2 separate regions of the Mus musculus genome follow, and region 2 is linked to region 1. Evidence: chromatin contacts called from ENCODE POLR2A ChIA-PET data. All regions are on one chromosome and are shown on one strand. The core of a region is the stretch at or near the end of the contact, and the rest is flanking DNA. Distances in the headings are between cores, read along the strand shown.

The links. ChIA-PET counts read pairs that join two places held with the same protein, here RNA polymerase II (POLR2A).
Region 2: POLR2A ChIA-PET joins it to region 1 with 14 read pairs in embryonic stem cell. The contact joins the promoter of Tug1 here to the promoter of Patz1 in region 1. POLR2A ChIA-PET finds 5 or more read pairs at or near these places in 3 of 5 experiments (Patski and embryonic stem cell).

The regions. Positions count from the first base shown.
Region 1 is chr11:3,289,074-3,292,095 of GRCm38, reverse strand. It overlaps Patz1 (POZ (BTB) and AT hook containing zinc finger 1), which reads right to left and starts at 1,639. Exons shown (of 4, transcript NM_019574.3): 1 at 212-1,639. The coding sequence starts at 1,482.
Region 2 is chr11:3,646,853-3,650,225 of GRCm38, reverse strand. Tug1 (taurine upregulated gene 1) reads left to right here and starts at 1,412. Exons shown (of 4, transcript NR_002321.2): 1 at 1,412-1,473; 2 at 3,148-3,373. Morc2a (microrchidia 2A) reads right to left here and starts at 789. Exons shown (of 27, transcript NM_001159288.2): 1 at 80-789.

The sequences.
Region 1 (3,022 bases), core at 390-2,889:
TGCCAGAGAACTTGCCTGAAGGCATAGATGCAGCTCTTGGCCACACCATCAAAGTTGGAGATCTTAAAACATTTAAACATGTTATGTTCTATTAAGGTCCAGTGACCCTCTACCCCCACAAGATCCACATCCCCAGATCCTGGGAAGGATCTGTCTCGAGACAGAACTAAGATAATACACAGCAGGGAGTGGGGGAGGGTGCCATCCTCACCTGGAGAAACCTTTCCCACAGCTCTGGCAGATGTACGGTTTGCCCACTGACCCATCATGGGACCTCACATGGTACGACATTCGGTCTTTTCTCTTGAACCGCAGACCACACACCGGGCACGAGTACGGCTTCTCCCCCGAGTGGGAAAGCTTATGCCGGTTGAGATGGTATACGTCACGAAAGATCTTGCCACAGATCTCACAAGCCACTTGCTTCCTGGTCCGGCTCCTTTTTCTGGGGCCATCGGGGTCCTCGGAGATGGGTAACCCATTCTCACCCAGCCTTGGAGGAGGAAGATCGATATAGCCCAACTGGAGGCTTGTGACGCCGTGCTGGGCCTCATGTTGCCGGAGCCGGTTGGCGTCAGTGAACACCTTCCCGCACAGGCCACATGGAAGGATGCCTGCTTCCCTCAAGCCCCCTGGAGACCCAAACATGGAGTCCAGCAGGTTGGCCTTCCTGGGGCGTCCCCGGCCTCGCTTGCTAGTTAGTGGAGGTGCACTGGATGCCACATTAGGGAACGGAGAAGTCAGTAGTTGGGGGGATAGGGGTCCAGCCACCATGGGCAATCTGTCCACCCCGGGTAACACAGGCAGAGAAGCTTGGCCCGCAATAGCAGCACCTGTGGCCCTGGCAGCCTCCTCCTCGGGCTGCATACTGCCAGCAATACCGTTACTGTTGGCTGCCATGGCTGCCCCGTTGGTCATGTCCAAAGGGAAGCCCAAGTCAGAAGTCCCAGGTGGGCGAAAGAGCATGATATCAGCCCGGGCAGGGGGCACGAGGATCTGCACGTTGGACTGTTTGATTACTTCCTGGCAGATCTCGATGACCGACCTCATCAGCAGGAACTTGGCGGCCGTCATGAGCTCGGGGAAGCTCTCTAGGCGCACAACGATTCGGGACGTATAAGCGAAGTCCAGGATGTCTCCGAACACTTTGGAACTGATGGTGTGCATCTCCAGTTCGCGGCTGCCTCCAGCTCCGCCGCCTGGAGCCGCCGCCGCGCCTCCCACATCAGCAGGACCACCATCTGCAGCTCCGCCGTCGCCTAACTGGGCGCTGAACACAGACTCAAAGTACTCGCTGCAGGCAGCCAGTACGGCGCGGTGCGCTGGGAAGCTCTCGTCGCCTACTCGTAGGAGCACGTCGCAAAAGCGCCCGCCGTTTTTGCGTTGTTGGTTCAGGTTGTGCAGCATCTCCGTACTGTGTCTGCTCACCTGGTAGGTGTAGCAGCCCGACGGACCGCAAGAAGCGTCGTTGACCCGCTCCATGGTCGCTGCCCCTTCCCCACTCGCCGGGCCGGGCACCCGCCAGTCCCTGGTCCCTTCCCTTAGGCAGCGAGACGCCTTTTGCAGCGGACCACTCACACTCCCCGCACGTGCGGCCCAGGGCTCGGTAGTACTCTCAGGTGCGCCCAGCGCACACGCCCCCTGCTCTAATAAAAAGGGCTAGACCCAGCGGGGCACTGCCCCCCACATTGCCGCCCTTAACCTCCGCCGGACCCGCGTAGCACTCCCTCTCCGCCTGCCCGCCTCCCTCTCTAGGTCTACCTTCCAGGGGTAAACGAGCGAAGAGGTGCGCCCCTCCTGCAAACGCAGCTGCCACCTCCCCTCCCGCCCGCCAGGCGGCGCCGGCGCGCGGCCAAAAGGCGCGCGCGCGCGCGCGGGGAGGAGGAGGGGTCCGCCGCGCAAGCGCAAGCGCGCGCTCCGAGGCTTTTCCCGGGCCCACTGGGGGCGCGCGCTGCGTCCCCTGCAAAGCGCGAGCCGGGGTGGGGGCGCCGGAGCAAAGGAAACAAAAGGCGAAGGCGAAGGCGGCGGTCCGCGCGCACAGGGGCGGTGGCGTAGGCCGAGTCTTGGAGCCCGGCGAAGGCGGCGGCCGAAGCGAGCGGGTGGCAGTAGCAGGGTGGGCCCTTTCCCAAGCCAGGCACGAGTGGCGGCGGCGCTGCGGCCCCAGGCTCCGTGCGTTCGGAACGGAGGAAAGATGGCAGCGGCTGCACTTCCTCTTGCACTTTCACCCCTGGGGGGAGGAGAAGGAGGGGGCGATACCAACAACACCCCCCCCCCCAGCTTGCAGAAAGAAAAAAAAGCAGCGAGCTCGGCGTGGGGGGTCTCGGTCGCCCCGACTCAGCACGTGCGCATCCGGCTCCCTAGCTTGGGCCGCCTAGCGCTGCAAACTTTCCACTTTCTTTGTGCCGAACGCCCCCCCCCCTCACCCAGCGGAGGATGCACGTCCCCCATTCCCTATTTATACAACCCCCCCCCCTGCAGCTCCGCTCCGCTCGCTTCCTGCCCCCACTCCCCAGCTCCGCCAATGCTAGCGCAGCCTGATCCTCCGCCTCCCCACCCCGCCCGCGGGGCCCGGGGCTGCAGCCTCAACCACCCCCCACACACCACCACCCCCCCCCCGACCCCGGCCAATACGATCTGAGCGCCGAGCCAGCAAACCAGCTACAGCCGCCCCTCCGCTGCCCGCCCAGAGTGTAGGCGAGCGTGCGGGATGGGCAGCCAGAGCCTGTGGATCTGAGCCCCCCAGCCTACCTTGCGCACCCGCAGGTCGGACGGGCATCAGCACCCTGCCTAGTTCTCCTTTGATGGCCGAAATCCCTAGAAGTCGGCTGAGACCTCCCGCTCTGCTGCCCTAGGAAGGAGACGGGATCCCGATCCGACGCAGGCGGAACCTTCTGCCTGCCTCACACTGACCGAGGCAAATGCCCGGCACGCCTGGATAACTAGAGATAGGTCGTTTTCCCCACCCACAGCTACTTGGGCTTTGTGCCCCAGGGAGCGTGAAGTCACAAGCCAGCTCAGAGAA
Region 2 (3,373 bases), core at 163-2,662, 360 kb before region 1:
ATATTTAAAACTGCGAGTGATTTAAGTATTTCAATGACTCTGATGTAATACTTTGGAAAGAACTATATTCGAAACCTACTGTCCTTAAGTGCTCCGGGGGGTCAAGCTTTCTTCACACAATTCCGACGCACATCAAAAGTGAACGGTTCTGAATGGTCTTCAAACTTGGAGGTTTACAGCTTCAACTTCACGTTCAAGTCCTTTTCTGTTCTCCTAAATTCAGGAAATTGACCTACTTCTGACGGTTCACCTACTTCATTACCACCGAAGACTTTGTCACCACCGAAGACACCAGGCTCCTCAAAAGAGTGCTCTACTGGACAGTGCAGTGGAGTGGAGGCTACTTCTGGCTTCACCGCTTTCCAACAGAAAGGTCCTTGGTGCTGACTGACAGATTTCTTTTCCCAAACCCCGCCCAAACACAGCTTGCTATTATGCCACAATCACCACAGGTTGTGGGTGAAATTACTCACAGTGGCCCACAGAAACACCTCACAACCTACCCTCCCGAATCACCTCAGGTGCGCCCTTCCCCCACACCCTTCAGAAGATGGCCTCGGGCCCTCGGGCCTTCCCAGGCCTGGGTCCTGTGGCCACCTCCTCGCTACCGACAGACAGGAGTTAGTCCCAGAGCCTGGGAGAACAGAGGAAAGTGGCGAGTGCACCACCAGATCCGATCGGGCGTTGCCTGCAGCTCGCAGATGCCTTTGTCCCTCCCCGTGGAATTGGAACTCAACCACCGCAGCGCGCTCTTGGAACCATGTGCTGCCTCCGCTGCCGCTGCCGCCGCCGCCGCCGCCGCCCGCCCGCGCCGCGACACGACACGACACGCCGCGCCTCAACAGACGATGACAGGCTGGGCGTCACGAGATTCAGCGTTCAGTACGGCTTTGCGGCCGGTGCTGCCCGCGCCACCGCTACCTCAGCCACCGCTTTGTCTCCGTAAGCGCACGCAGCGCGAATCACCTCGCTCACTCCCGACGGCCCGGCCGCCGAGGCCTCCAGCGCACCTTCGGCCAATCACAGAGCTCGAAGTCTTCCCGCCCCCGCCCTGAGACTCCACCTTCTGATTGGCGAGCGACGTCGGTCCACGTGACCGGATCTTGTTTGGCCGGTCCGCCCCCATCACGTGAGGGCGCGCGCCTCTCTTCCTGCTTTCCTGACCCCTCTCGGCCATTTAAAGGAACAGTACCGGGGGCGGGCCGAGAGACGCAGCCGGGACGGTAGCTGCAGAGCAGAGCGGAGGAGCCATCTTGTCTTGTCGCCGGGGAGTCAGGCCCCTAACTCGAAGAAGCCCTGGCGCGCCCTCCCCCCCTCCCCGGTCTGGTAGGGCGAAGGAGCGGGCGTGCGGTCGATCGAGCGATCGGTTGGCGGCTCTTTCTCCTGCTCTGGCATCCAGCTCTTGGGGCGCAGGCCCGGCCGCCGCGGCGCGCGCCCGGTGGCCGTTGGCGCTCGCGCCGCGTCTTTCTTCTCGTACGCAGAACTCGGGCGGCGGCCTATGCTTTTGCGATCCGACGAGGGGTCGTCCGGGTGGTTGGCGGCGGCGGGCAACTCCGCCCCGCTCCCGGGGAGGCGGCGGGGGAAGCTGGGGTGGCCGGGGCTGGCCTGGAGGCCTGGCGCCACCCCTCGGGGCCTGCTAGGACCCAGTTGGAGGGTCAAGAGGGAGCTGGAGGATGGTTGGTGGTGGGCTTCCTCCTTTGCCTTTTCCTACTTATGCCACCTTAGTGGGGAGCGAGAGCGCTGGCGGCAGCTCCGGGGTGGGGATTCGAGCTCCGGAGTCGGAAGATCTGGGTTTGCTTCCGGGCCTAGCCACTCGCTGGCCGAGTGACCTTAGGCAAGTCACTCTGTAATCTGTCTGCGCCTCAGTTTCCTCCTCTGCCTATCAGTGTGTGTATGGAATTGGAAGCTCTCTTCAAAAGTGTCGGTTTACAGAAAGATGATTATTGTTTTTTTTTCCTTTGAGTTGCAAGAAGTCATAACAATTGCTCATTCCCTGAAATTAAATTCGGGAACCTTTTATTGGAGTTGGAGATGGGAAGGTTCCCTGAACTTCTTCTGTACAGAAACACGTGGGAAAGTGTTTTCTAGGGGGATGAGTAGATCCTTCAGTAGCGAGTTTTCAAAGGGGGCTATGACCCAGAAGAGTTTAGAACAGTTTTTGCCACCGGGAGGAAACTGAGGCCTACATGTCATCTGGGACCCTTCACAACCAATATGAAGCCCCCATTTGAGTCCCTGGTATATGTGAGCTGCTTCTTACTGCATAATGGCTGTTTCAGGTACCATCACTTCACTGCTTGGCTTTTAGTCAAAGCCCTTTCCTTTCACCATAGGGTGCCTGAAGGGTGGCTGATGCCTATGGTACAATGGCACCCACTAGAAAGCAGCTACAATTAGGAGTGAATGTGTCCTCGAGTAACAAGAAGTGTAATCTCTGGCCCAGCGATTGTTTTCTGCTGCTCGTACTGGTGCCTGACTACTTTTCTCTCGTTAACTATTTTTTTACAACCATGATTGACACCCATTATTTGCTCCTATTTTATATCCCTGGTTTTCGTGGTTGATAGTGAACAGGATTATTTTTAAATGGTGCTGCCAAAACCAGTTAATAGTGCACATGGATTTTTAGCAAGAGGGCTACTTGGAACAGACTGAACCAGGCGTTGGATTCCTGAAAATGTTTGGGGTTTTTTTTTTTTTTTTTTTTTTTTTTTTTTTGGGGGGGTTTTTTGTTTTGTTTTTTAAATTGAAGGCTAAAGTTTTTGAAAAAACTTTGTTGGACTCTGGCTGGGACACAAAATCAGATATTTGGAATCATTTTGAAGCTTAACTTTTTCCTAACCAGCCTTGTATTCTAATTGCTTGCAAATGTGAGACTGAATGGCCAAAATGCCGTTTGTTTGTTTGTTTATTGTCAGCTGCTTTTATCAAATTCCAGGCCATTATCCAGCAAACACTATTAAAATGTTTGAACAGTTGGGTTTCAAACATTTTTGTTTTGTGGAGTGGTGCTTATTAAGTGGTACAGCTCTCTAAGCAAGTGAACACAAACATATTTAAGTGTATTTTGTATGATTAGATGTTACCAATTCTGATATTTTATTCAAATGTCTAAAAAAATAAGTTGACTTATTCCCTTTACCAAAGGGCCAGAGACAAATGGTTTCCTTTCAAGAGAAATGACTGTTTTGAAGAAAAACTCTGTTGGTCTTAGCTCTTTTGTAATTAAATCTGGATGTACCTCAAAAGACTCTTTAAGACTGTGGTGTTAAAAGGCTTTCCTCTGGAGAAGGAGAAAAAATAAAATCAACTGGAACTTAAAAGCTTGAAATTCCATGACAAAACACAGATGTCCAGGATTGGAGGTTCATAA